Regions from separate parts of the Homo sapiens genome. Here region 2 is linked to region 1. Evidence: chromatin loops called from intact Hi-C (ENCODE). Cell type or tissue: mammary epithelial cell. All regions are shown on one strand. Links, peaks and the distances in the headings refer to the core of each region. The heading gives the core; the rest is flanking DNA. Region 1 has its middle 44 kb from the start of VIM-AS1. Region 2 overlaps ST8SIA6 (ST8 alpha-N-acetyl-neuraminide alpha-2,8-sialyltransferase 6).

Region 1 (15,300 bases), core at 3,228-11,227:
TGCACTGTCCTGGCAGAGTTTCTCTATGAAGGCTCCAACCCTGCAGCAGCTTTTTGCCTGGACATCCAGGAGTTTCCATATATCCTCTGAAATCTAGGTGGAGATTCCCAAACCTCAATTCCTGACTTCTGTGCACCCACAGGCTGAATACCACATAAGAGCTGCCAAGGTTTGGGGCTCACACCTTGGTCACCAGGCTGGAGTGCAGTGGCGCAACCTCAGCTCACTGCAACCTCCGCCTCCCGGCTTCAAGCAATTCTCCTGCCTCAGCCTTCCGAGTAGCTGGGACTACAGGCATGCACCACCACACCCAGCTAACTTTTGCATTTTGAGTAGAGATGGGGTTTCACCCTGTTGGCCAGGATGGTGTCGGTCTCTTGACCTCGTGATCCACTGGCCTTGGCCTCCCAAAGCTTTGGGACTTGGTGCCCGGCATCCTAGCTGTGCCAGCTCCAGCTGTGGCTAAAAGGGGTCAAAGTACAGCTTGGGCTGTTGCTTCAGAGGGTGTGACCTCCAAACCTTGGCAGCTCCCATGTGGTATTCAGCCTGTGGGTGCACAGAAGTCAAGAATTGAAGTTTGGGAACCTCCGCCTAGATTTCAGAGGATGTATGGAAACTCCTGGATGTCCAGGCAAAAAGTTGCTGCAGGGTCGGAGCCTTCATAGAGAAACTCTGCTAGGGCAGTGCAGAAGGGAAATGTGGGATTGGTCCCAAAGTGCTGCGATTACAGGTGTGAGCCACTGTGCCCCACCCTATCTCCCACTATCCTTTTTGATACAGAGTCTCTCTCTGTTGCCCAGGCTGGAGTGCTGTGGCATGATCTTGACTCACTGCAGCCTCTGCCTCCCAGGTTAAAGTGATCCTTCTGCCTCAGCCTCCCAAGTAGCTGGGAGTACATATGCGTGCCACCATACCCAGCCAATTTTTTTGTATTTTTAGTAGAGGCGGGGTTTCACCATTTTGGCCAGGCTAGTCTTGAACTCCCAACTTCAAGTGATCCACCTGCCCTGCCCTCCCAAAGCGCTGGGATTACAGGTGTCAGCCACCACACCCAGCCTCTCCCACTATCTTAATTGCTAACGTTTTTCTTAAGCTGGTGCTTGCCAGCTTCTTTGCTCTCCCCTTTAAGCCTCCTTCTTCTCTTTTAAAATAAACACACATAAAAGCACCTAGCACAGGTGTTGCCAGCTTAAGAAAAGGAGCTGGAAAGTCTTAGACGAATGATTACTCCATTAGCTGACATTTACTATACATCCTGCATGTGATGAACAACAGTGTAGGGCAGGGCCCTTTATAATAGTGATACATTTTTGCAAAAATTCACAGTTCACCTAGGCAAAGTGTGCACGTCTCACAACAATCCAGGTGTTAGGTACACTTCAGTGGCAGGAGACAGGGACTCCCTTTTACGGGATAATAAGCACAAAAGGGTGCAGCATGAAAGTCAATGTCAGGCAGCCCCCTGCTTTCCCAGAGAAGAAACAGTTTACCTCTTCATTGGGAGAAATGCAGGCTCTCAAAACAGGAGAATGGAAATGAGGCAACTGGTTGAGGACTTCAGCTTTCAGTGGCACAACATGGGGCTGGAGGCGTAATTAGCTTAGCAACTGGCTTGCTAATGTGGTGGTTTAAAACTCAGCAAATTGTTCCATTATCCTTCTACATTAAAATAATCTTTCAAGTGGTTCCCTCACTCTTCTCAGGGTAGCTTTTCAGTAGTTTAAATAATTCAGTATCCTCTGGAGAATCTCTAGTATGAAAACTTCTAGTTCCTGAAGTACACCAAAAGATGAAATAGAACCCTTTTGTAGGACACACTAGAGCTCCTTTAGAGGCAGTGGTTCTAGAAAATTGAAGCTTCAATCCAACATCTATGATGATTACCATAGATTATTGTTGCTGGCATTTTATGATGGACATCTTAAAAACTCATCCCATGTGGAGTGAGACAGCTCTACCAATCCTCAAGGCCAGAAATACAACACAGCTTTTGGCTCTGTCATTCATCCACTGTGGGTCTACCTGGAGCCATTTGATCCTGCTGAGCTGTGGCCTTCCCTTTTGCAAAATGAAGAAGAATGCCCCCTTGGGCCAAATGGGACAAGGTATATGAAAAATCACTGAAAATTACCACGTTCCACCCATCTATAAATGTCATAAGTATTGATGACTAATACATTGGAAAAAATAGACTCCGATTTATAATCAATGGCAGAGCAAAAACTCACAGAAGGAAATTAACACATAATAATGGTTCAAATAAGGTGAGATTTGCCAGCACAGGCAAGCTTTCATGTCCCTTTCAAGTTCCATGTGATTATGGTATATAAAACGTCTCAGAAATGAGATAAAATCCATTTAGCTAGGTGACATGCAGGGAGGGCAATTATTTTCCATCAAATACGCACAACAAAGCTGGCCAGTCTCAATTTGAATCAGAACACACTGCTGTTCTATTAGCTGGAAAATTAACAGGAATTTTATATCAAAACACTACTAACATAAAAAATGAAGCCAGTGTGTTTTACTATGATATTGCAGAGCTTATTACATGAGTAAAGAAGAATCAATATGCTGAATTTTTCTTTTAAGAATAAGAGTTTCATTAAAACCTGAGAAATAAAACTATGTTAGCATGATATAATCTATAGTTGGCAATCAAGAACTCCATAAAAGTATTCAATATTTTGAGAAAGTCTTAAAGCGGACTGCATAACAAACCACACGGCCAGAAGATTAAATCCAAATTATAGCATTATTCAGAAACTGGCTCAGTCAAATAGCTATTTCCTGCCTCTCCTCCAAACCCGCTAATTGCTTTCTTAACCTTGGGCTCTATTTCAATTTACAGTGATTTTTTAAAACTTTAAAGTTTATGTAAAATAACTTCAAAGTGTGAATGACATGAACTTGATGATTCTAACTCTTCATTTTTTTCAAATAGAGAAGCCCAGCAGCTTGGTAGGACCCAGTTCCCACCTTATTTTGATACTCCAGAAATAAGTGAGTTGAAGATCGTCAAACAGAAAAACTCAAAATAACAGTGTAACCTTCTTTTATTTAGGATTATAAACATCATACAACTTTTTTATTAAAGAAAATGATAATTTTTATTCAGTTCCTTAAAATTCACCCTATAGTCTCTAATTCAATGTTAAAATAATATAAGTCTTGAGGCTGAGGTGGGAAGATCACTTGAGGTCAGGAGTTTGAGACCAGCATGGCCAACATGGTAAAACCCCACCTCTACCAAAAATACAAAAACTAGGTGGGCATGGTGGTGTGCGCCTGTAGTCCCAGCTACTTGGGAGGCAGAGGCAGGAGAATCACTTGAACCTGGGAGGCAGAGGTTGCAGTGAGCCGAGATCCCATCTCTGCACTCCAGCCTGGGTGACAGAGTGAGACTCCCTCTCAAATAATAATAATAATAAAGTCTTACTTTTGGTTATTTTCTAATCTGAAGTCTTCCCACTCACTAGTCTAAGAATATGACACAATTGTCCCCTATTAAATCATCACCTTTTGTTGATTCTTGCTCTTTCCAGCTATCTTGAAACATAAATATAGAAACCTCAGGTTAATGGATATCTCAAATTTGAAGGCAAATGAACACTATGTATAGCTATAAAAGAATGATGTACACCAGGCTCAGCTATGGCGCACACCATCCCTCCTATAGAAACCTAAAATATCTATGACTTGTAGTAGATCAAAGTTATGAACCTATATTCCTTCTTGTACTTACTTCAAATCTTCTTGAAAGAACTTTAAAAATGTGAAGGTTATATTATTTCTCTCTTACCAAACAGATGGGATCACAGTACTTCTAAAATATTAACCTCATTCTAGATTTCACTTTTATTCATTTCTGGTTAAAGAGAGAATATAGGGCATAGTGAAGGGTTTTGGAAGCCTGAGGAAGTTATTTTTATATTTACCTCAAACTTACGTAAATGCCCTCTTTTTACACAAAGACCTTGCTGTGTAAAGAGTACATTGTAGTTATTATAGTTGCCACTTCTTCTTCTTCTTTTTTTTTTTTTTTGAGACTGAGTTTCGCCCTGTCACCCAGGCTGAAGTGCAGTGGCATCATCTTGGCTCACTGCAAACTCCACCTCCCAGGTTCAAGTGATTCTCCTGCTTCAGCCTCCCAAGTAGCTGTGATTTCAGGCGCCTGCCACCACGTCCAGCTAATTTTTTTTTATTTTTAGTAGAGACGGCATTTCACCACGTTGGCCAGGCTGGTCTTGAACTCCTGACCTCAAGTGATCCACTCACCTCGGCCTCCTAAAGTGCTGGGATAACAGGCATGAGCCACCGTGCCCAGACCACTGCTTCTTTTTCCCTAAAGAAACAGTAGCTCCCCCAACCTCACAGGCTCCCCTTGTGAAAATAAACACTGAGATGATATCTTTGAATTGATAAAGCAAAATAAATAAGATGCGACAGAATAAAGCAAGGGAAGTAAAGGAACACTTTCTTGAGAAATCAAATATATATGAAGTCTACTTCTCTATTCTTGTTTATTCACATCTTAAATTTGATCTGCATAATATCTGGTAAAGTTCTCCCTGTGGTTGCAGAAAGACATTCAGAAATCAGAATATTTGACTTAAGGAGTTAAAACTACAGCAACACAAGAAAAAAAGTCTGTTAAGAGTACAATTTTAAAAGTACTTAGCCTTGGCCAGGTGCAATGACTCATGCCTGGAATCCCAGAGCTTTGGGAGTCTGAGACAGGAGGATCACTTGAGCCCAGGGGTTTGAGACCAGCCTGGGCAACATGGTGAAACCCTGTTTTGACAAAAAATATAAAAATTAGCTGAGCATGGTGTTGTGCACCTGTACTTTTAGCTACTATAGCTATTTGGGAGGCTGAGGTGGGAGGATCGCTTGACCTTGGGAGGTTGAGGCTGCAGTGAGCTATGACTGCACCACTGCACTCCAGCCTGCCAACAGAGAGAGACCCTGTCTCAAAAACAAATAAACAGGCCAGGCGCAGTGGCTCACACCTGTAATCCCAGCACTTTGGGAGGCTGAGGCGGGCAGATCCAAGGCCAAGGCGGTGGTGGGCGACAGAGCAAGAATCCATCTCAAAAAAACAAAGAAAAACAAAAAAAGAAAAGAAAAAACTTGGTCTCTTCTGTGTGTCAGATAAGATTTTAAGTGCTAGGGATACACAGTGAACAAGATAAAGACTCTGCCCTCCAGGTGCTTAAATTATATACTATGTATGTGTGTATATATATGTATATATACATATATATGGTGAATTTTTCCCATTTTCTATTTCTATTGTATACATACATGGTATATATGTTATATATATATACACACACACGGTATACTTACATACATGGTATATATCTATAATGTATACATATGTATGTATATATACACATATGTGGGTATATATATATATATACCCACATATGTGTATCTATGTGTGTGTGTGTATATATATATATATATATATACACACACACATATATATATGGTGAATTTTTCGCATTTTCTATTTCCTTTCCGAGACCATGAGTGTAAGGGGGAATTTGGAACAATACATTTATGGTGGTAGACATCAGAAAACATTTCAGATCTCACAAATGAAGCACTAGCTTCTTCCCCCACCTTCAGGAATGAAATCACTCCTCCATATTAAACACCTGGATAAGCATTGCTCAACTTTATTAAATGACCGTTTGTGAAGTGTCTGTGATTAATTGCAATCAACTCATTTATTGAGTGCTATCCGGCACTAGAACAGATGCATTTAACAGGAGATAGGATAAAGTCCCAACCTTTAAAGCATATGGAATTTACATTTATGATTTTTTTAAAAAAAAAAAGACTAAAGTAATCAAGACAAACTCAAGTATCTTTCTATGTAATCTAAAGCAGGGGTCTGCTTTATGAAAAAAATGACATATTTTGACATAAAGCTTCTGTTTTTCCTGGTCGAATTGAAGGCAAATAGCTCAGCATTTCATAAAATTATGAGCTTCAAAATTTCTCTCTGCAGATCCCGTCTCTGCCTTCAATACGTTCCCAGGTCTGCCTTGGGAAAAGTTTGTGACGTTCTAGTTTTTAGGAGACCGTTTTGCTATTATTCTTTCCACCTCCTTCCACTCCCCAAACCAGAGAGAATATGGTATCAGTTAAGTAGGGACTAACAGAAAGCGATTCTTTCAGGTGTGAGCCCCAGCTGAGGTTTGAGGGGAGTGGGTGGATGGGCAGATAACTGAAAGAACACTCAGGGGGCCGTAGGCAGGTGAATATGGTTTTATGCAGCAGCTCTGTCATCGGCAGCGTACTCACACCGTCCACCTTTACCTCGGCTATTTGCTCCAGCTCTGAGGCTCTCGCCGACCCCACACCTGCAGCTGCGCTCTCTGCCCTACAAGGCCAGCTCTCTCTTACAGGGAGAGCAGCTTAACTCTTTCCCTTTGGGCACAAGCTGGTTCCTGGCTCCCCACTGCCTGCCTTCAAGGTGACCCACTCTCCCTTACAGGGGTAAGTAGCCTTACTCTCTCTCTGGGCACCAGCGCCCGAGCCATGTCGAGCCATTCCGTTCCGTGCTGGGCCGAGCCAAGCCATATGCACAGTGTCAGCCGGGCAGTTATACTTTTTCAAAGAATAATGGCTCAAAGACAGGTATGAGCTTACCCAAACAGGTTATATAACAAGTGGAGTATTGCGCCTGTGCCCTAAACTCACTAAGTCATGCAGGCCCGGATGTCTGCCTCAGCCTAATTCTTGACCAAAGCTCATCCGTGTAGCTTACAGATTCACTCTTAGGTATTTGCTCAATCACACGTTGCATTTTCTCTAAACCTCTCATCCTATGTCCTCAACTCCATACCCACCTCCCCACCACCCTCACCACCCTAAACTTCCAACAGAGAGAGTAGAACATTTTTAGGATACAAGGAACACCTGAAATCACCTTTAGGCCTTTTCAGTGGATCGAAAGGAAAACCTGATGTTGACCTTTGGATAGACAACCAGGAGGGAGGGCCGTCAAATAGGCGGCCCTAGAATGACCCCTGAATCAGAGCTGGAGGACGCAGGGTGAGCCTTGTAGAGGTTTAGGCCAGGCTGTGCTGCTGAAGAAGAAAGGTCCTCTGGGTCTCCTCATCACTGACACCTTTCTCACACACACACACACACACACACACACACTCTTCCCCAAACCCTTAATTCAGGCTTCTCTAGGGAAGCAGTTTTCACTTTGTTTTTTCAGCAGGTATTCATGATAGATGTGAGTCATGTCTACCACACAACTCACTCAAAAGGAGTGCTGGGATTAACCCTGAGAGTGAGTCACGTGATAGAGCCTCACTCTCATTTCATGTCCAGGGAACAGAAGATTCTGCTTGGTAGCTGTAACTCACTTTCTTTCCTGGACATACAGAATTCTGCTTGCTAGTTGTAACTCGCTTTTTCTTTCCTTCCTTCCTTTCTTTCTCTCTCTCTTTCTTTCTATATAAAATTCTGCTTGGTAGCTGTAACTCCCCTCCCCCTCCCCGCCTTCCCCTTCCTCCTTCTTCCCTCCTCCTCCTCTCCTCCTTTCCTCCTCCTCTCCTCCTCCTCCTTCTCCTCCTCCTCCTTCTCCTCCTTCTTCTTCTCCTCCTTCTTTTCTTCTTCTTCTTCTTTTCTCTCTCTCTCTCTCTTGCTTTTGTTTTTTGAGACAGGATCTAACTCTGTCACCCAGGATGTTGTGCTGTGGTACAATCACAGCTCACTGTAGCCTTGACTTCCTGGGCTCAAGCAATCCCCCCACCTAAGCCTCCCAAGTAGCAGGCATTACAGGTGTGCACCACCTTGCCCAGCTCATTTTTACATTTTTTGTAGCGATGGGGGGAGGTCCTACTATGTTATCTAGTTGGTCTTGAGCTCCAGTCTCAAGCAATCCACCTGCCTTGGACTCCCAAAATGCTGGGATTACAGGCATGAGCCACCGCACCTGGCCTATTATCTCTTTCTTTCCCAAGGAAAGTATACGAGAGTTCTTCATGGGGATAACTTTGCATCCGCTCTATTTTAATTTTTAAAAAGTGAATCATTTGTCAACTTGGGCCATCAAATTATTATTAGTTACCACTGAATCCCAATGTACCTCACAACTAATCTCAGTGCTTCTATGGAGAGCTATGACCAGAGACCTTCCTCTAACCAAGGCTCAGCAAACTACTTTTGTAAAGGGTGAGGCTGTAAATATTTTCAACCTTGGGGGCCATATGGTCTTTGCCGCAACTATTCAGCCCTGCTGCCGTAATACAAAAGCAGCTGTAGATGATGATGACTCAACCAATGGGTGCTAGTTATGTTCCAATAAAACTTTATTTGCGATGATGAGCAGGCTGATTGGGCTCAGGGGCTGTGTAGTTCCCCAACCCTGTTCTTACCACCTCTCGCCCACTCTTGGACTCAGACAGAACCCTCATCTCCCTTCATCATCCAGTGTTAGCCCATCCTTGGTGGGTTTCTCTCCTCTGCAATTCACCATCCTCTCCCCTCCAAACAAAATCCGAGGTAGCTTATTTTTCCTTGAACATTTGATGTTATTTTACTTACATTTCTTAAACTGCTGTCTGATATCTGGAAACATTCCTGTGCCTTTTATCTTATTTTTGCCTGCGGTAATATGTACTTTTGACAGAGAAGTGTGTTTGAGAGTGCATTGCCTCATTAAAAAGAGTACTGCTGCATGTATACGTTTTCCACTCAGCAATAATTATTGCCAAATAGAGCAAGGCTTCTAATTAACAAGCAAATTCCAAATTCCAAATGGTGTACCAGACTACTTAATTAGATCTGTTGCTTTTTAATTCCCTCACTGAAAGTCTCAGGCATGGCTTTAACTCTATTTTGTCAGTTATTTTCTTTAGCCTAACCCTGGTCTTACTGTAAGTCATGCTAATTATTCTCACTAATTTATTTGCTTACTGTAGTTAGAGGCTCTCTTACCCTACACAGTTCAGGGAATGTCAAAATCTCTGTGACCCATAACTCTGGTTTTATCTCCCAGACAACAAGAGCAATACCTGACAATGGTTTTGTTTGTTTTTCAGATCTAGGTGTTTTTTTTTTTCCCTCTCTCTTGCCTGCAACCTCTACATTTGTTACACAATAGAATATTTCAACTCAAACAAATGGCATGGAAAAACAGTACGTAGCCTGGTTTTACTAGAGAAATGAAGCTCAGGGCTAACATGAAGATACGGTGCTAGGGAACGGCAGGAGAGAAGGTTGAAAAGCTTAAGTAATGAGGATTTTGCAGAGAGGACTCCAGAGTGCTTTCCTCCTGTCCTTTTCTCTGGACTCCAATTTCCAGCTGTTTCTCTGCAGTTTGGCACCTGCAAGCGGTTAGCAGACCTGGAGGATGTCAGCAAAGCCTCTACCCAGGCCCACAGGAAGTAGCTTAGGCAGGATTTGTTTCCCTCTTGATGCCAGATCAACTGTATGAGATTTCTATTACTGCTGTTACAAATGACCATGCATTTAGCAGCTTAAAAACAGCACGAATCTATTATCTTACAGTTCTGGAGGTCAGAAGTTCAAAATAGGTCTCACTGGACTAAAAGAAAATTGTTGGTGGGGTTGTGTTTTTTGAAGAGGCTTTAGGGAAAAACTCCATGTCCTTACCTTTTCCAGGCCACCTACATTCCTTGGCTCATGGCCTCTTCCTCCATGTTCAAAGCCAGCAAAGGAGCCTCTTCAAATCTCTACAGGACTCTGACCCTCCTGCCTCCCACACCTAGATAATCGAGGATAACCTCCCCATCTCAAGGTCATCTGATTAGCAACCTTAATTCCATCCACAATCTTAATTCCCCCTTGTAATAGAACATATTCACAAATTCTTGGGATTAGACATCTTTGGAAGACCACTATTCTGCCTATTACCTCAACTGAGTCTAAAATTCAATAATTGAGAGTTCTGGGGCGTCTCTATGCATTTCATCAAAATTGCTGAATTCCAAAATGAAGAATAAATTTTTACATTCTAGACATAAAATTTAGTAATGTATACATACACATATAAGATTAGCATTACATTTATCTGTGGAATGAACATGGAAGAGTTTGGACACCCACAGACTAAAATCCAGGAAATGTGTTTCCATCTAAGATATCATTCAGCCATCAAGGAAAACAAAGACATTTATAAATATGCCAGAATTCCAAAACTATATAATCTGTGAACATCCCAGGAGAATATTCAAGAAAAAAACTTTTAGCCAAACAACAAAATATCTCAGATATCAGAGGACAGAGAAAGGGGAAAAGAAGATTAAATAGTGGCCAATAAAGAACATTTCAAAAAATGTATACATTGTTAAGCCTAAACAGAGAATGGTAGAATATAAAAATTAGAAATTATGCATTTAATTTTTTTGGCTGATCTTAGTGATAGAAATCTAATTTGCCATTTTATTTGATGAGAAGCCTTGTGAGGAAACTAGATTTGGTGACTTAAGTCCTTAAGGGCTGTGCTAATACTGCCTTTCTTAGTGTTAGATACGGCTAGGTTCCTCTGCAAACAGCATGCCCAGTTCTCCTGTTCGTTATTCTCTCATTCCAAGTACCCACCCCCTGCCCCCGCTTTTGCTGCGCCTTAACCTGTCTAAACATACTTAGACATGCCACAGCCCCAGTCCACATTCCTTTCCTTATGTGGGAATAGGTTAGCTTTCTAGTGCCCTGTAGGTGACCCCTTCCTTCTCCCCCTCTCTCCTCTATCACACACCTACCTTAACTAAGAAAGTTTAAATGTTTACCCAATTGAGACCAGTTTACATTGTGCGGTCCAAGCCCAGGCAATGGGGGGAAAGACACAGAGGCAGAATCTGCATTAGGAAGAAAACCCCCACTCTTCTTTGCTCCGCATGCTCTCGTGACAGCCAGGTTTATGAGCAGCACCCTTCTGCGGAAGTAAATTTACCTTGCTGAGAAATTCTTTGTTTTACTGCTCATTTTCTTTGTGACCCTGAGCTCTTACTTCTGACATTAGCAAGATAACAAAAAAAAGATAAAGAATATTTATTTCCTGGTGGCCACGAGAGCACTCTAAACAAACAAACAGTGCTAGAAACTAAAAGCATTCATGGTCTGGGAGAACAAACCGTGTGCTAGCTCAGTTAGAGGTACTGTCCCTAAATTTACTGATAGTTATAAGAAAAAAACAACAACAGGAATTCCTGAGGAATGTAAGTGTTTGACAACAAGGCCTGTAAATATAATGGTTTAACCACAAAGCTTGAAAACGTTTGTTATGGGAAATTGATTTTCTTCACTTCAGCTGTAAATTAACTCATCAGTTTTGTGATAAGTAACCTACCACTCAGGATGTGAACTTTCTGGCCTTGTGATAATGAATCCACCACACTGTGCCTGTTCTCCTATTTTTTAGAGAGCTTTTTCTTCCCTTACCAGTTCTATTCCCAACAGTATAGAAGTGATTTAAGCTGCCTCTGACAGATCTGATCCATATAGAGTACAAAGCCTCTTTCTTCCATGCACTGTGAGTGAAATACTAACAACAGCCTTGTACTAAAAGTTATAAATTTAGGAAAAGCTAGGCCTTGAGGGGATGGGAGTGAGTTAAGTAAAATTAAAAGTAGTCTAAATTTATCTTCTTTCTGGTGTATGAATAAAAGCAATAGGGAAATAGAGTATCTGAAGTATATAGGAATTCTATCTTGCTTTCATGTAATAGTCAAGAAACAGTATTTAATTATGAAGCTAATTGTTCAAACAAAGAAAAAAACTAACACATTTTCAAAAGAAGAAATTTTAAGAGACCACATTCCTTGATCATAATCTGATACAGTTAAGCAAAAAATAAAACTATGCCTCTATTACTCAGAAAATAATAAATCCACTTCTACTTAAATCTTTGATAGAAGAGAAAAGTCAAAATAAAATCATCAACTATAGGTAGACCAGTGAAAGGAAGGCCACTACATTCTAAAACCTCTGGCACACAGGCCGGGCATGGTGGCTCCTGCCTGTAATCCCAGCACTTTGGGAGGTCGAGGCAGGCAGATCACTTGAGGTCAGGAGTTTGAGACCAGCCTGGCCAACATGGTGAAAACCCATCTCCACTAAAAATACAAAAATTAGCTGGGTGTGATGGTGCGCACCTGTAATCTCAGCTACTTGGGAGGCTGAGGTAGGAGAATCGCTTGAACCCAGGAGGTGGAGGCTGCAGTGAGCCAAGACCACGCCACTGTACTCTAGCCTGGGCAACAGAGGAAGGAATTTATCTCAAATAATAATAATAATAAAAGCATCTGGTACACAATGACAACTATACTCATTGGGAGATTACAACCTTGAAAGCTGTGTTGGGGGTCCCCAAGACCACCCTCAGGCTTGTCAATATACTAGTAGGACTCAGAGGAGTCATAAAAGCCGTTGTGCTCACAATTACACTTTATTGCAGGGAAAGATGCAGATTAAAATCAGCAAAATGCCAAGGGTCATGGAGCAAAGTCCAGGAGAAACCAAGTGCCAACTTCCAGATGTCCTCTCCCAGTAGAGAAACACAGGTGCATTTAATTCTCCCAGCAAGAATGTGTGACTATACATGCAAAATATTGCCAGCCAGGGAAACTCACCTGAGGCTTGGTGTCCACGGTTTTTATTGGCAGAGTCAGTAACATAGACGTAGTACATGCATGATTGCCCTCAGCCTCTCAGAGCAAAAATAGCAAAAATAAGCATCACCATAAATCACATTGTTAGCATAAACAATCTGACTAAACTAGTACCAGGTAGCCCCAGGCCTCAGTCATGCAAAACTCTCTGATCCTGCAGAATATTTCAACATCTCAGAGCTCAGCTCCCAGGAGCCAGCTAGGGCTGATCGTAAAGGCAGGCCTTTTTTGGGAACATGTGGAGTTTAGCAGCCAGACCTGCAGTTAGCACCTTCTGCACAAATGTCTCCACGATTATAGAAGAAACAATAAATTTTTTTAAAAATTCAATGCTTGGTTTAAGAAATTAGAAATAAAAAAACAAAAAGTAGCACAAGAAGGAATTAAGATAACAAAAAAATAAAATGTAATAATAGGTTAAATATATCCCAAAGCCAGTTCTTCCAAAGGACCAATAAAATAGACAAACTTTCATGAGTTTAATCAAGAATTAAAGAGGACAGAAATATACAAGCTTAGGAATGAGAAAGAAAACATGACCGTAGATAAGGAAGGCATTAAAATAGTTTTAAGAATATCCTAGGACAATGCGTAGAAATAAAGGTCAAAACCTGGAGGAAATGTGTATTTTTTTAGCAAAATATAAGCTGCCACTATTGATCCCAGAGGAAGGAACAACCATGAATAAACAAATTACCATAGAAGGGATGGACAAGATAATGGAAGATCTACAATTAAGAAAGACAGCAGTATAAGATATTGTCACAGCTGAGGAAAGCCCTCTAGCAAGGAGATGCAGGTGTTGGCAGCTGGAAGTCCAGCAGGCATTCACAGAAAAGGTAAGAGTGAGAGGACCTGACAGAACGCTGATAGTATCTGCAACAACTACTAGGGCAAAAATATGTTAATTGCCCTGGTAGGCAAGGAAATGCACATTAAAACAATAGACATCATTGTGCCCCATAATATTGGCAATTACAAGGGGGAATTACAGATGCTTATGGCTGGAGGCCCACAGGAAAAAAAGATTCTCTTATATTTGGTGGTGGAAGTATGAATTGTCACAACCTATTGAGAAACAATCCAATAATATCCATTAAAATTCAAGTTGTGTGTGTGTGTGTGTGTATGTAATTTGTTTTAGCAAGTTCTAGGGATCCATCCCATGGAAATAAAATAAACACAACAATCTATAGGAATATATGATCAGGGAGATTTTACAGCAATATTGTAGAGATTTTTAGAAAAGAAAATGCCAATCAATAGGAAAATGGCTGAAAACATATTAATACCTCCATACCATGTACAATTGTTCAGCTATTAAAAATGAGTTATGGCCAGGCATGGTGGCTCATGCCTGTAATCCCAGCACTTTGGGAGGTTGAGGCAGGAAGATAATTAAGGCCAGGAGTTCAAGAGCAGCCCAGGCAACATAGTGAGATCCCACCCCTACTAAGAATTTAAAAAACTTTAAATAAATTTATAAAATAAAATTTTAAAATGAGTTAGATCTAAATAGATCAAATCAGAAGAATTTTTCAATGTATTATTAAGTGAGAAAGCTAAGATATGGAGGAATTTCCATAATATGATTTCATTTTAGTAAAAAAAAAAGTTAAATCACATTGTGTCTGTGTTTATGCTTGTACAAAAGCATGAAGGAAGGTCCAGAAGGATGCTCAGTAGCTTGGTACACAAGGTACCCTGCTTCTTCTGGTGGTGGAGAGAGATGGTAGTAATGCCAATGTTTGGGAAGGAAAGAGAGAGAGAGAGAGACCCAAGATTAAAAAATATGTATGGTATCTCTGTTAGCCCATTTTCACATTGCTGTAAAAAAAACTCTCTGAGACTGGGTAATTTATAAAAAAAGAGGTTTAGCTGACTCACAGTTCCATATTGCTGGGGAGGCCTCAGGAAACACAATCATGGTGGAAGGTGAAGGGGAAGAAAGGCACTTCTTACATGGTAGGAAGAGAGAGAGACTGAGGGGGGAAGTGCCACACTTTTAAACCATCAGATCTCGTGAGAACACCTCACTATCACAAGAACAGCACGGGAGAAATCTGCCACCATGATTCAATCACCTCCACCAGGCCCCTCCCCTGACATGTGGGGATTACAATTCAACATGAGATTTGGGTGGGGATGAAGAGCCAAACAATATCAATATCTATGCATCATTCTATATGTGTATGGATATAAAGAAATATATGAAAAGCAGGTCTCCAAAATTAAATAGTGTCATGTGACAAGATATCAGAGATGGTTTTGCCTCTCTGTTTCACATATTTTTGAGTCTTAATTTTAATTAATGTGTGTTTGTATTAGTCAGGGTTCTCCAAGGAACAGAACCAATGGCAGAGAGAGAGAGAGAATAGATGATTTGATAAACAGAGAGATAAATAGATGATTTAATAGATAGTTAGAGAGATAGGAAGATAGAGGATAGACATAGATATAGATAGATGTTTAGATAGATAAATACATAGGAAGATAAATAGATGATAGATAGGGAGATAGAGAGGAAGACTGATAAATCATAGATGATTTGATGGATGATAGATATATGGATAGGAAGACAGATAGTCATATGGTTAGGCTGTATCCCCACTCAAAATCTCATCTTGAATTGTAA
Region 2 (15,300 bases), core at 2,961-10,960, 80 kb after region 1:
ATGCAGCAATAGATAACCAACATGCCAGTTAAGAGAGAACAATAGCTATGTGTGTCTGGGCTCTCCAGAAAAATACAATCAACAGTCTATCATCTATCTATCTATCTTATATCTGTATTATCTATCTATGTATGTCTCTATGTATCTTTGTATCTATGTATTTATGTATCTATCTATCGATCTATCGAGACTTAAGAATTGGTCCACACAATTGCAAGGGCTAGCACATCTAAAATCTGTAGGGTAAGCCTGCAGGTTGGACATCCAGGCAGGAGTTGATTCTGCAATCTTGAAGCAGAAATACCTCTTCTCTGGGACACCTCAGTTTTTGCTCTTAAGGCCTTTAATTGATTGAGATGAGACCCACCCACATTATCAACGGAAAGCGCCTTTACTTAATGTCAATTGATTGTTGACGTTAACCACATCTACAAAATACATCACAGCAACACTTAGATTAGCATTTGATTAAATCACTGGGTACTATAGCCTAGCCAAGTAGACACATACAATTAGCCATCCCAGTAACCCAGACCAGAGATGGGTGGTGAGATTGCAAAAGGATAGATTTAAAACATTAGGGTGTGAGACTTTAGCAAAAGTTTGGCGATGGACTAGAAATGGACACTGAAGGAGAAGACAGCAAGGGTCATGCAGGGCTTTCTGATTCAGGCCACTGGGAGAAGGATGCTGACTTCTCTGACACACAGAGTAGCGTAAACGAGAGGGGAGAGGGCAATGATAATAATGAAGGTGGTGACCTGTTGTGGTTTTAATTCATGCTAAGACTTGTAAAGAAAAAAAAAACGGGATCACGTTGCAGAATCGGAGTGAGATTGTGAAAAAGCAGGACTGTGAAATCTTTGGAAAGAAGTAAGGGGTGCACCCATCCGGCTGCCTTCAGGTGCCATTTGCAATGAGCATAAAGCTGTGACAGAAGTGACTTGCAAGGATCCCTCCAGGGGTCTAATTGCAAGAGTGTCCTTTGCCTGCCAAAGCGGGTGGATCACGAGGTCACGAGATCGAGACCATCCTGGCTAACACAGTGAAACCCTGTCTCTACTAAAAATACAAAAAATTAGCCGGGCGTGGTGGCACGTGCCTGTAGTCCCAGCTACTTGGGAGGCTGAGGCAGGAGAATCGGAGGCTGAGGCAGGAGAATCGCTTGAACCCGGGAGATGGGGGTTGCAGTGAGCCGAGATTGCGCCACTGCATTCCAGCCTAGGCGATGGTGAGACTCTGTCTCAAAAAAAAAAAAAAAAAAAAAATTAAAGCTGATTGTGAATTGCTAAGTGTGAAAAACACAAGTTCTAAAAATACAAAATCAACAGTTAAGATGAATGTTAAGATTTCAGAATATATTTTAATTTGCAGACAAAAAAAAAATCTAGGTCACTGCTATTATTGTTCAATGTGTGAAGAAGAAAATGTAAAGAAACCAATTTTCGTTGACGGATTATAAACTTTTATTCAGTTAGATATTTTTAGGGAAGGAAAAGGGAAGAGTAGGAACCTTTTTTTTTTTTTTTTTGCAGACTTTGGCAACATATTGAGAGCCTGAATTAACACTGAATCCTATGAAAACAGTTTTGTAATTATAATGCTGAATCAGTCTTATGTGTAATTACACCAATATGCTACTCTGTGAAACATTTCTTAAGGGAAATGTTCGTGGTATATTTTGTATTTATGCCACTGTCTTTTATAAAAGGTCTCATTATTTCATGAACTTCAATTTACCAGGCCAAGTCCTAACTGTAGGCTTAGGCAAGGGCCAGCAATGCACGTATATTTCAAGGAGCTTCGTCTGTGCTCTGAGAAACTGTGTCTTGCACAGGTGGAGAAACAGGTAGGCAGTTCAGTTCTGCTCATGGCCATTTAGTGAGGCGGGTTCACATACCTAAAGGGGCCCTAACTGCTCCCAGAAAGCCAGCGCGCATCTCAGGCATTGTTCCAGGACGGCTCCCACGGTTCGCTGTGGAATTCATCATCTTCCGCTTTTTGGCTTCAGTCCCACACTCAGCTTCTGTTTTTGCCTGGCCTCTGGGAACTGCTTTTGGCTTCTGGCTCCCTTCCAAATCCTAACTTTTCATCTATGCCCTTAGGCTTCACCCAGCAGAATCTCAAATAAGAATGATCCTTCCTACCCTGGGTTCCTCAGCCCTTACTTAGCCCTAGTCAAGGGCTAAGTAATCGGGGCGGGGCGGGGCGGGAAGCGTAACTCTTGGCTCTGCCTGTACTCGAGCTGATTAATTTTCAGGGAATTCAGAGCGATTCCTGATTAGACCTCAGAGCACGTGGTTTGACCGGCCATCTGGAAAGGGAGGGACAAGCCACAGACAGTTCATATAAAGGTAAATCCTTTTCTACGGAAAATAATGCACAGAAAGACGATAACCTAGAAAGTTGAAGTTTAATACTTTCTGCTTGGTGTGACCTACTTTCCATCATGAAAAGACCAAAGAAAGTTCAAACAGAACGAACTGAACAGGAAGAGTTGGTCCTTACCAAGAACGTGGTATAATCCATATGAAATGATCACAAAAGCAAAACTGGGGTTTATAATTGTTTACACATCCCCCTAGGCAGAGGACTGGAACAGAAACTATTATAGCATTATTGCTCCATCACAGACTTGCTGTATTTATTGCAGATACCAAGAGTTTAAACTAGTTAGTAAAATATTAATTGTAAGCCAGAAAAATGATATTAAACTGGAAATAATCAGAATAGCTACCATGTACTGAGATTCTAATATATAACGGACTCTGTACTGAGCATTTGACATATTGAATATTCATAAAAACTCACAGAGGTTAAGTATTGCTCCATTTTACTGATAAAGACACTGGCTAGGAAAACTGGCTTAGCCTAATAAGAATAAAGACGTTGCCATAAATAACCAGCGGCAAAGGTAAAATGCTGCCTTTAAGATGTTCTAGTAGTAACTTATTCACTTACAGGGGAGACCAAATTTAAAAGAAAATGAAAGATTAGGGATAACAAACAAGAAACATCAATAATAAAATGCCTGAAACAAACAAGACACATGGAGTCAACTTAAAGCTGAGCCTAGAAACCAGACTGTACTCCCCAGCCCTTTCCAACTCCTAGTTCCTATAGTGAGTCTTGACCTATTTTCTGAACCACCTAGAAAGATCCTTTGTTCTTCCTGATGCATTACATAAAACACATGACTCAGATTAACCAGGTCTGTAAATTAAATAAACACACACACACACACACATACACACACAAATGAAAATGTATTAATCGTGGCTAGTGTAATGAAGGTGAATTTCAGGATAATACATCAGCAATGACTTAATCAGGTTGTCCAGGGAAGGCTTCCTTGAGGAAGGGATAACTGGTTCTAAACTGGTTGGGACAGGGGTGGAAGTGGTTGGAGCGATGTGGCCAAAGTCCGTAGTCCCTCCAGTTATTGGGCAAGAAGTAGATGAGAAGGATTCATCGTGGTTCATGGTGACCAGTTTGAAGGTCATGGAATAAGTAGAAGGTACTATGAAAGAGTAGGTATAGACAGCTCCTTCCAGGATTTGGCTGTGTCGTGGAGGACAAAGCATCTTTGAGTATTTAAGAAATGAAACAAAAAATAAAATCGAGATGGCATGCTGACATACTGTGATTTTAGAATCGACTGGCTCACAATGAATGCTTGCTTCACACCAAAGGAGTAGTTTATGTTATTAAGAAAACAGTGATCTAGCCCCAGCTACTCAGAAGGCTGAGGCGGGAGGATCGTTTGAGTCCAGGAGTTCGAGACCAGCCTGGGCCACATAGTGAGACCCTATCTCAACAAAACAAAACAAAACAAAAATGATCTAAGAAATCCAGTGATTTAGGGATTCCAAAGGCAGGAAAACATTCCATTTCAGCCCCAATAGATTGGAGGAAAATTAAGAGCTTCAAATAGACACCACCTTTTTTTTTTTTAGCAACACTTCTATACCTCAGTTAAAATAGAGTTGTCTATTGAACTAGCCACTTGGTACATTGGGAAAAATCCCAGCAACCTACAGGGGAGCTGTCTGTAGTCTGTGTGATCATCAGGCTGACATCACACTGACAGGTAAGATACGGCCATTGATAGTTATCCCTGCTTCAGGTTAATCCATGACACTAATCTCAGAGTAGAGTTTGATCTTCAAACTAGGGCTCCCTCAAAAAATTGGGAAGGTGGCATGACCTGTACATTTAGAATCAGAAAGTCAGACATCAGTGATTGCCCCTTAATGAATCTAGTGAGATACAAAATGGAAGACATGGTATTCAGAAAAGCCAAGAATATTACGAGACCTCAATAACTGGAGAAGCCTCATTTCATCATCTTGCCACTTTTCCCTTTCCCTGAAACTGCTGAGTGTTCCCTGCCCCCACCCCAGCATCTCTCTTCTAATTGCTCTACTGGGCTTCTCAGTCCATGTCTTCATCACTTCACACCTGGCCTAGTGCAGAAGAGGCCACCTGTCCTATCTATCCTGCACAAGTCTACTGCACTAATCATTTTGACATGTGATGGCAGAGGCAGCAATGGATATTGAGAATTCCAAGACTAGATATCCAGTTCCTTCATTTACTAGTGATGACACCTTGGAAAATTCATCTCAATTCTCTGAACCTCTACCTCTTCATTTGTTAAATGGGGTTAAAAAAAAAGTTAAATTTCTTCCAGGATAAAAGTAAAAAAAAATTTTAGTACTGTAACCAGGACATCTATATTTAACCTTCATTTTATGTTAAATTATTCCACCATCACATACTAGATGAAACCCAAACTCCTAGGGCCCCACATAACATGACAGCTAAAGAAAGAAAATGAATAAATACCCAAAGGAAATGAAATCAATATGTTAAAAAGATACCTACACTCCCACGTTTACTACAGCATGATTCACAATAGCCAAGATGTAGAATCAGCCTAAGTGTCCATCAATGGCTGAATGCATAAATGAAATGTGGTATATATACACAGTGGAATAGTATACAGCCTTAAAAAATGAGGAAATTCTGTCATTTGCAGACAACAAGAATAAACCTGGAGGACATTATGCTAAGTGAACTAAGCTAGGCACAGAAAGACAAATACAGCATGGTCTCACTTACATGTGGAATCTAAGAAAGTTGAACTTATAGAAGTACAGAGGAGAATGGTGGTTACAACAGGTTGGGAGGAGATGATGGTCAAAGGGTACAAAGTTTCAGTTGGGCAGAAAGAATACATTTTTCAAGATCCATTGCACAACATGGTGACCATAGTTCCTAATAATGTATTGCAGATTTCAAAACTGCTAAAAGAGCAGATTTTAAATGTTCTCACTAAAAAAAAAAATGTTAAGCATATGAGCTGATGGATATGTTAATTAGCTTGATATAATTATTCCACAGTGTATGCATATATCTAAACACCATATTTTATTCCATAAATAGATACAATATTCATCAATTAAAAATAAACATTTAAATTTAAAGGAATAATAAGTAAAACTCTTCAAAAAGTCCAAATTCAATCAGCAACTCAGATGTCTAAGTTTTTCCCTTAACAGCTAATGCGTACATTGATATTGTTCAGTTTGTAAAAGACCAGCTCATATATTTGAGTAGAGTGTCAGAACTAACGCAAGGTAAAATGAAATATAAAAGAATATGATGATTAAAGCAAAGGATAGGAAGTCAATTGAAATATAAACTCATGAGTGAAGGAACAATGTTAAAACACTGGAGAAAGATCTATCTACTTTGATATTGTACCAGTGTAAACAATGTAATGTACCAATGAAGACATGGCAAGCAATGTTGTAAGGAAAAGAGAATTTGAAACACAAGGCAGGCTGAAAGGGAGCGTATTTGACATGTGAACATAAAAATATATAGCTAATATTGAGTACAACTTGGGAGATAAATTTTGAAGTAGAATTTAGAAGACCAGTGAACCCCACGTGAGTTCCATATACTTTGATGGCAAAGTTTATATTCTGAAGACCAAGGAGAGGAGCTAGTCCCTAAATGTGCAAGAGTTAGTTTCTGTTATTAAATACGGAAGAAGTAATGACATGGTGTGGTTTCTGTTGCTTTTTCTAAATGCACAGGCATGCTGTATGGTAATGACAAATAGAAGATGATATGACAGTATATTAATGCTGAAAAATGGTCTTGATGCAGAGGAAACAAAGAAAAAAGCTTTTTCAATCTGACAGCTGACCCAAATCACCTATCATAAAGTACACACTTCTTAAATTAAAAAAAAATAAAATATGTATTGCTTTCAGCTGTCAATGTAGTCACCCTGTATGAATTGTAAACAGCAAACATTTAGAGGCTCAGAAAAATGAACTTAGTCTTGTATTATTGAAAGAAGCCCCTAGCAGAGATGATTTTTGGTTTTCTCCAAGAACTTTGTCCTACAGAACAAAATGCCTGGGACATAATAAGGGTCAATAAATGTTAATTGAATGAAAAAGTGTAAGCTCACAAAACACTTACCAAAGTCAGACAATACTGTTGCTTTTGCAGAAATAGTTCAGAAAATAAAGTGAAAACTTTGTGGTAAAACTAAGTGTGATTTTCCAGTTTTATGATCTAATGCAAAAATTTGATTAACTTATCCCATCTCTTTTCATAGTTTATATCGTTTCACAAAGTTAAATCATTAAATGGTATGGTTTGAATAATGTAAATGTCATATAGCTGAAACAATTAACATAGGTGGTAGATATGCAGGTGTATTTTGTTTAACACTATTTTCTTCAAAGAACATAAATAAAAATGAAAGCAAGATGGTGACTGTTATTTTAGAAATATCAATTAATCTACAAATACAGCACTGGAATCTTTTCTCACATATCCAACACAAGAAAGACAAAGGAATAACTTCCAAGAAATTTTAATCAAACCTGAGGGGATAATACAAGATTTAATAAAATTGCCACAGTGTAATAGTTATCTGTAACAAAGTAATCAGGCACGAAATACCTGTTTTACAAGTCATTTGAAAGGTATCTCATTTGCATGAGTCATAAATGTGTGGGTTGACATAATAGCACTGTTTCCTGCCACTAAGTTTTCAGTAAATATGTGATTGATAATATTCAGTCATCTTGGATTCCAGCTCATCTCTTTGAAACCTGACGATGTCTATAAAAATCAAATGGTATTAGTGGCTCCAAAAGAAACTAAGAAACAAAATAATAGTGTGTGTATTTCGGGGTTGGGGGCGGGAAGAAAGTAAAATAGAAATTAAGGACTGTTACTGTGTACCTATTAGTTTTCTGTAATTGGCTACAGAAATGAATACAGTTCTTTTAAGTTAGAAAACTATTCAAGAAAGCTAATGCAGTAATTACCATGCAAGTTACCTAGGGAATCTAAGACTAATTACTGGAGCTCAAAGATCTGCGGGGATAAAACCTGCTTACCAGAAGTTTCCAGAGCTTCACAAAGAAGCCTTCATGGGTGAAGCAGAAGAACTGGGGAAGGAGGACTAGAGGGCGTCTCATATCATGTTTAATTTAAATTTAACCATCTCAATGTTATTCTCAAATAGCTGAGTGTCACGCTCAAGCAAATGATTATCCATCAGTTTTCTAAAAATCAGAGGGAGAGACTGTGAAGAGCAATAATTTCTTAGACTGAAATCCAGGTAGATTTTTCACAAATTATTCTGTGCATTAGCTTGTCCTTGGAGGGAAGGGGGTGGGGACCTCTTATAGGAGAATCAATCAAGCTTTTAAAAGCAGAAAAGGCAGACACCTCAACATTGTTGACTTTGTACTGCTACACCTAAAAGAAATTAGATACCAAGAAAGAACAGAGAGCAGGACATCTTCAACTCTTACTTAAATCTCTCTTTAACTGAGTTCAACTAGTATCTCACAAAATGTAAATTCATAGCGGAAACTTAGAATCTGCGGTAAATTTCAGGTAAATCTGAGCCAGACTCACACCTATGCTTGGGATAACCATGCCATCTTGGAAGGTGATTGGATAGGCATCCTGGATAGGCAATTGAATCCCAGAGTCTCAGGGCCAGAAAGATCCTTAGAAATACATTAGTCCATGTGGAAGGTTCTAGACTCTTGGAGAATCTGATGAAAGCCACAGATTCTTTTCCCAGAAACGTGTACAAAATCTCACAATTTTGAGAGTTTTAGGAAACCGCTTTCATGGACTTCAGATTAAGAATCTTCCTAGTTAAGCCTTTCATGTTTCCGGGTAAAAGCTGAAGGAAGTTTGAGACTCAAGCGCCAAGCTGCCAAGTTCTCAGACCCACAATTAAGTGCTGAATGAGTAAAAGCTTAGGAATCTATAAAAAGAGGACAAACCCCCTCGTAGCACAACAAGAAAGTTAAAATAAAATTGCTGAGAAGATAGACTTGGAGAAGCCCTATCTCTTACAAAAGCCAGATTTAAACTGCAGTTGCTTTTCTTTTTTGAGAGAATTCATTTTCTCTTAGCATTTATATTTTCCCCAGACCAAGCAAAAGGTCTTCTGTATCCAGTTGTCTTAAAGTCAGCTCAAACACATCCTGTCCAAGATGCTTTTATCTTCTCAATCCAATTTCTCTTTGAAATCTTTCTGTCAGTAGCAGCATGAGTATTTCAGATGCAGGATTTCTCATTTGACTTTATTTTTCTTCTCCTTCAATGAGAGAACTGGAAGTCAACAAGTAACCAAGTCCTACCAAGTCTTCAGTCATAGAGCAATTTATTGGGTACCATCTATGAGATAGGCACTGGAGATACAAAGATAAACAAGATAATGCCATGTCCCCAAAGGGCTCATAGTCAAGCATCTCTCTCTTGATATTTTCATAGCTACCGTTGATGTTGTAGTTGGTCACCATTCTGTAGTTACTTGTCTACAACCAGCCCCTACCTGCTCTGATTTTTCTACACTACTCCCTCCCTCCTAATACTCCAACTTGCTTTCATTCATTATGCTGTCCGAATACTTTCCCTAAAACAGTAAATTCAATTTGTAATTCCTTTGCTAGCAATATTGCTCTTGGGCTCCTGGTAGCTACAGAATGTCTGTGGACTTTACTCTGATAACCAGATCTCCATGCATCAGATCCTTCCTTGTCTACCTGAAATTATCCTCTTTATCTTGCGTACCTAATAGTACAAGTTCATTGCTCCAGCCCAGCTGGCCTTGAATCTTATTGCCTTTCTTCCTGGCCTCATCACTCCCAAATTGGTCTCACCCTCCCTTTGCAGCCATCTTCAGAGTTATAGCTCAAGTTCTGCCTCTTTTCACAAAATATTTCAAAAAACTATATCCCACAGTGATCTTGCATTAATATATGACAGTATTTGTCTAAATCACTCATTCTGATATTCAATCATAAATATTCATACTTATATTTCTTGTCTTTCTAAAGTGACTATAAATTCTTTGAGTTCAGTAAGAAAACATGACACTTTTTTGTTTACTTTCATGCATCCATTTCTTTAATATTTTTTTTTGTTGAGGCCCTATTTTGTGCCCAGCACTCTAGCAGGAACAAAAAAAGACTACAGTGCTCTAAACTATACAGTGCATAGTTTAGAAATATGCCCATAAAAAGAACATTACAATATAATAAATATTCAAGTCAATAAATAAATGTCTGTGTGCCTGTTCTCTTCTATGACAACAAAATGTATTATAGCCCCAGAGGTTTACTTTTTTTTTTTTTTTGAGGTGGAGTCACTCTGTCAGCCAGCCTGCAGTGCAGTGGTACAATTTAGATCACTGCAACCTCTGCCTCTCAGGTTCAAGTGATTCTCCCGCCTCAGTGATTCTTCTGAGTACCTGGGATTACAAGTATGCCCCGTTATGCCCAGCTAATTTTTATATTTTTAGTAGAGATGAGGTTTCACCATGTTGGCCAGGCCAGTTTCGAACTCCTGGCCTCAAGTGATCCACCCACCTCAGCCTCCCAAAGTGCTTGGATTGCAGTTATGAGCCACTGCACCTGGCCTAAGATGTTTACTTAAATTGGCCCTGAAGGGATGGATAGGCCATTTGGAGTAATTGTCATGGTTACTGATGCATTTTTTTTTAATGTGAAAATGGTACTAAGGTAATAATGGCTGTACCCTCCATGGACCAGCCATCTATACAGATTCTATACCTCATAATCTGCAGCAGTGACTTTCATACATCTCTGGATTTGAAGAGACTGATTTTTGTCCAAAAAAAAGAAAGGAAAGGAAGACAAAAGATTTACAGATAATAAGTTATTAAATGGAGCCAGACATTGTGAGTGGATACTTATAGAGATGATTTAAGGCTCTGAATAAGGTTACCTTCCCCCAAGGGAATCCCCAAGAAGGGATTTCCTTCTGCTCCTATCGGGCATCTAAGTTAAGGGCAGATCTAAATCCAGCTCAGGATGGAAATGTTTCAAAGTTGGCCTTCAGTTCTTTTTTTTTTTTCTTTTGAGACGGAGTCTCTCTGTCATGTCACCCAGGCTAGAGGGCAATGGCACAATCTGCAACCTCTGCCTCCTGAGTTCAAGCGATTCTCCTGCCTCAGCCTCCTGAGTAGTTGGGATTACAAGTGCATGCCACCACGCCTGGCTAATTTTTTTTTTTTTTTTTGTATTTTTAGTAGAGACGGGGTTCCACCATGTTGGTCAGGCTGCTTTTGATCTCCTGATCTCGTGATCCACCTGCCTCAGCCTCCCAAAGTGCTGGGATTACAGGCGTGAGCCATACGCCCAGCCCCTTCAGTTCTTTTAAAAACTGGTTTTTCCAGGGATTCAAAGTTGGCCTTCAGTTCTTTTGAAAACTGGTTTTTCCAGGGATTGCTGGAAGCTCTGCTCAGCTTCTCTGCCTCTCAGCCAAATTTTGCTTTTGTATTCGGCAAGTTCTTTATGACAAAAACCAGCCCAAATTGATGGGTTCTTTTCACCTTCTGGGCTTTAGTCCTTTAAATTCTCCCTGCCTTCGTGGCAGGGAGGACCTGCTCCAGTGTCCTCACACAGGTGTTTGGTAGACTTTGTTTTATTTTCATTACTCTCAAGAGGCTTGGTCTGAACTTAACAGCCAGAAGTAAAAGCTCCTATACTCCCTACTTTGATCATTACAGTCATTACAAATCTATCTTTCCAGCTAATTATCTTAGATTGATCCTCAATAGCTCACTACCTGAATCTCTCCCTCTTCTTTTTTTGTCTATTCTGCATATGCAGAAAGGTTTCTCAAAATCAGACTCTGTTATCACTTGTTGACCCTGTGATCATTTAGGTTATGATTGTGCAATTTTCAATCTCATCTTCCTGCCACCAGGACCTCTCAAATCCAGTCTCAAATAGATTGAATTTGGCATAAAACGTCCTGGAAATGAAATCGTTAAACAGGAATCCCCTTTCCAGCCTCTCTTCCTAAAATATCAGATAGGAAAGATGTTTAATGGTATCCTCCAGGAAGTCATGATATCCATGTGTCTACCCAGTGGAGGGAAGATATACCCATTTTAGCTTTGACACCACCAGGAAGGCACTCTTTCACCTACTGGGGGTGGAGCAGAACCCTCCTCACATTGGTAGCAGAATCAAAGGCAGTTGGTCCAATCATACCAGCATATTCTGACTAAAGAAGGAACAGGCAGAGCCACTATATAAGGCAAACAAGAAGAGCTGCCTTCCCACATAAAAAAAGAGAACCATACTGCAGATATTTCTTAGAGTATTTTAGGGGAAAGCAAAATCTCTTTAGTAATTTTTTTACAAGTTTAATGCTTCAAGTAAACTTTGAAAATAATGAGTAAAGATAAAGACATGTCTCTGGATTGTAATAGGATAAAATAATTTGGCATAGCACAAAATTGGAATGGGATGTACAGGAAAAAATCAGAATGTGGAAAAGGAGGAGGAAGAGGAAGAAGGAGGAGAAGGAGGGAGGAAGGAAGGAAAGAAGGAAGGAAGGAGAAGAAAAAGAATAAGGAGGAGGAGGAAAGAAGAAAGAAGAAGAGGAAGAGGAAAAAGGAGGAGGAGGAGGAAAGAAGAAAGAAGAAGAGGAAGAGGAAAAAGGAGGAGGAGGAGGAAAGAAGAAGAGAAAGGAGAAGATGATGAGGAAGAAGGAGGAGGAAAAAGAAAAGAAGCCCCGCCCCCCAAAAAAACCAGAGCAATCTAGACCAAGCACAGAGACAACTGACCTTGATCTATGATATGTGGAGGTATGGGGGTAAGAACTATCAGATAAGTACTGATGCTGCCTCACTGCATATTGCTTTAACAAAATTTATTCCTGTCTGGATGGGCTACAAGTTTTCCAGCTACAGCCCTATAATGGTCAAGTGATAACCTGGTTTTGCCAGTTGACACCTCCTTCCTGGGTTATTACTTAAAGCAACTCACGCCCCTGAATGTCACTTGTGTTAAAAAGTGAATGAGGAAAAACTGGTAGAAAACAAAAGTTGTTCTAAAGGGATGGGATTAGAGATTATGTTTTCCAAACATACTTTAATACGATGACATTTTATTTACTAAACAAATAAATACTAAATGTAAATGGTACCAAAAAACACAACATCTTCTAAAATATAACTTACAAAACATACTAAAATCTTTCTTTTGAATTTGGGAACTTTTGTAATTCAAACAGTAACATAATGCAAATTTATACACAAGAGATGGAGATGGAATGCCCTGTGCCTCATGAGAGGGTCTTAGAATTCAGTTGGCCTCATTGCCAGCTGGGGTTGGTTCTACTTCTCTTTTTAATAACATATTGCCTATTTTTCTACAAAGCAAATGAACAAGACATTTTTAAAATCTCATATTATTTATGAAAAAAATTACCTAAAATTTGCATATTCTTCTGCTTGCCGTTTCCATGGACAACTCTGTATATCTGTGATAATCTGAAGGTAGTCGTTCTCTGAATACCTAAAAATTAAATGTCAATATAATTAGAAAATAATGATCTCATATGTAAGTCTTCTTAGAAGATACTGTTATAATCTACTCCCTTTAGTCTATAAATATTTTTTGATATAAGGTGAGGCAGAAATAATTAAAATCATACTCATTTCAAAACACTGAGAAAATACAATTTGTAAATGATTATTATGTTGGTTTAGGGATTTATAATTTGCACATGTCATAAGCCAAGTGTAGTATTAAAAACCGTGACAACACACCAACTTGCATATGTATCTAATGGACATTTCACCTTGGCTTAAAATAATTGACAAATATATATTTATAGATGTTTTATAGATGTTTGCCATAAATATGTACTCAATAGATTTTTTCAGACTCTAAGTTCACATATTTACCTTGGAATGTATAGGCAAAATTTTCCTCCAAATAATTATCTTAAGTTATAATTTTGAACTGTACATTCAACACCCAGATTGGACTGTTGAGAGAGAAGTTTATTGACATAAAAATCTATAGGTAGAGTGGTATAGTTTGAGAAGCACTGAGCAGGATCCCAGTCCCTGGTAGATCTCTCCCTGTCTGAAATTCCACCATTAAGTATTAATTTCTAAAGCACAGAATATCCTTTAGTCTTTGCGTTCTCATTTGAAATGCAAGTATCCCTTTGAGTGAGAAAACTCTTAAATTTTATTTCAATTAGTAACTTATTCATTAGTTGCCAGGTATTAGTGATCAAAGGCTCTACAACAATGAGATAGAATATATGTTGAAGACATAATGGAGAAGAAAAATGAAACCAGACTAATATCTAGATTGACAGAACATGATGAGTACTGGGAACGGAAAATATTCACATATACATGAAAGACTTTTTCTTATTTTTCTAAGTCTTCTTGAAAGAAAATTGTTTAAAGTGACTATAATAATATTTGAGGTGGGCTTATATATGTAGACATAAATGCATGAACTATAGAACAAAGGCCAGAAAGAGGTGGGGGTGGGAAAGTGGAAATAGAAGTGATATAAATCATTTGACAACTGACACCAATAAGAAAAAGATGAACACTCTTCACCTAAAACAACGAGCAAAACCAAACAAAATCATTAAAATGTTATCATAAAAATAATCCAAAGGCAGGCAGAAAAAGAGGGAAGGGAACAAAGAACAGGTAAATAGAGAACAAACAGCAAGATGGCAGATTTAGGCCCAACTGTGTGACTAATCTCAACAAATATAAATGATCTAGGCATACCAATTAAAAGGCAAAAAATTTCAAACTGGGAGAAGAAAGAAGATGACGAAGAAGAAGAAGAGGAAGAAGGGAAGAAGAAGAGGAAAAGGAAGAAGAAGAAGAAGGAGGAGGAGGAGAAGAAGAAGGAGAAGAAGAGGGAGAAGAAGAATCAACCAATCCACATGTTGTCTACATGAAGCATATTTTGTATAAATAAGCAAATAAAAGTAAAAAGAATCATTAAAACAAAGTTAGAAGGGCTATATTCATAGTGTATTTCTGAGCAAGGAATATTACTACAAGAAAATAATATTCCCAAGCAAAGAATATTAGTGAAAAATGAGATTAGAGTAGAAATTGATAAAATCTTTAAAATTCAATGAGATGAAAAGCTTGTTCTTTGAAAACATCAATTAAATTGATAAAAACTCTTGCCACACTGATTAGAAAAAAGTCAGAGAAGATACAAATGACCAGTACCAGAAATGAGAGAGGATGGAGCATTAAGAATCCTTAAAACATTAAAAGTATAATAACTTTATGCCAAAATAGTTGGTGACTTAGGTGCAGTGGAGATATGTGTTGAAAGACACAAACTACCAAAGGCCACTCAAGAAGAAATTAATAACATAAATAGTCCTATAGCCATTAATAATATTGATTTTGTAATTAAAATTCTTCCTACAAAACACACACACACACACACACACACACACACACACGGCCCAAATGGCTTCACTGGAGAATTTTATCAAACATTTAAGGAATATTAATACCAATTGTATGCAAAGTCTTCTAGAAAATTGAAGGGAGTAAGATACTTCCCAACTCACTATATGAGAACAGGGTTACCCTGATACAAAAATAAGGAAAAGACATTGGGAAAAAAAAAAAAAAACCGGGCAGGCCAACATTTCTTATAAAGATAGATGCAAAAAATCCTCGACAAAATATTATTGAATTGAATCCAACAACATGAAGAAAGGATAAAGCACTGTGACCTACTGAGGGGTATATCAGAAATTTGGTTTATTTTAAAATCAATCAAAGCAGCTCACCATATTAACATAATTTTAAAAAGCACAAATAATAATCTCAGCACACAAAAGGATTTGACCTGATCCAACATTCAGCAATGACAAAAACCCTCACTGTAAAACAGAATTTCCACAATTTGA

Evidence for each region. Hi-C counts contacts between places; a loop is a spot of excess contacts. Peaks named below come from ENCODE experiments on the same cell type or tissue, not always from the same donor. Only the 100,000 strongest peaks of a DNase experiment are listed, where the experiment ranks them.
Region 2: it touches region 1 in a loop (2.7-fold over the local background); 2 of 110 quality-filtered maps call a loop at or near these places.

Annotation. Positions count from the first base shown.
Region 1 is chr10:17,266,306-17,281,605 of GRCh38, forward strand. No RefSeq gene overlaps it. Among named protein-coding and RNA genes, the nearest start is that of VIM-AS1, 44 kb to the left of the region's middle. In mammary epithelial cell, for the core only: no CTCF peak of the experiment used is centred there; a DNase peak (open chromatin) is centred at 7,296.
Region 2 is chr10:17,346,708-17,362,007 of GRCh38, forward strand. It overlaps ST8SIA6 (ST8 alpha-N-acetyl-neuraminide alpha-2,8-sialyltransferase 6), which reads right to left. Exons shown (of 8, transcript NM_001004470.3): 4 at 12,807-12,893. Among named protein-coding and RNA genes, the nearest start is that of ST8SIA6-AS1, 33 kb to the right of the region's middle. In mammary epithelial cell, for the core only: no CTCF peak of the experiment used is centred there; DNase peaks (open chromatin) are centred at 3,294 and 7,034; H3K27ac peaks cover 871 bases.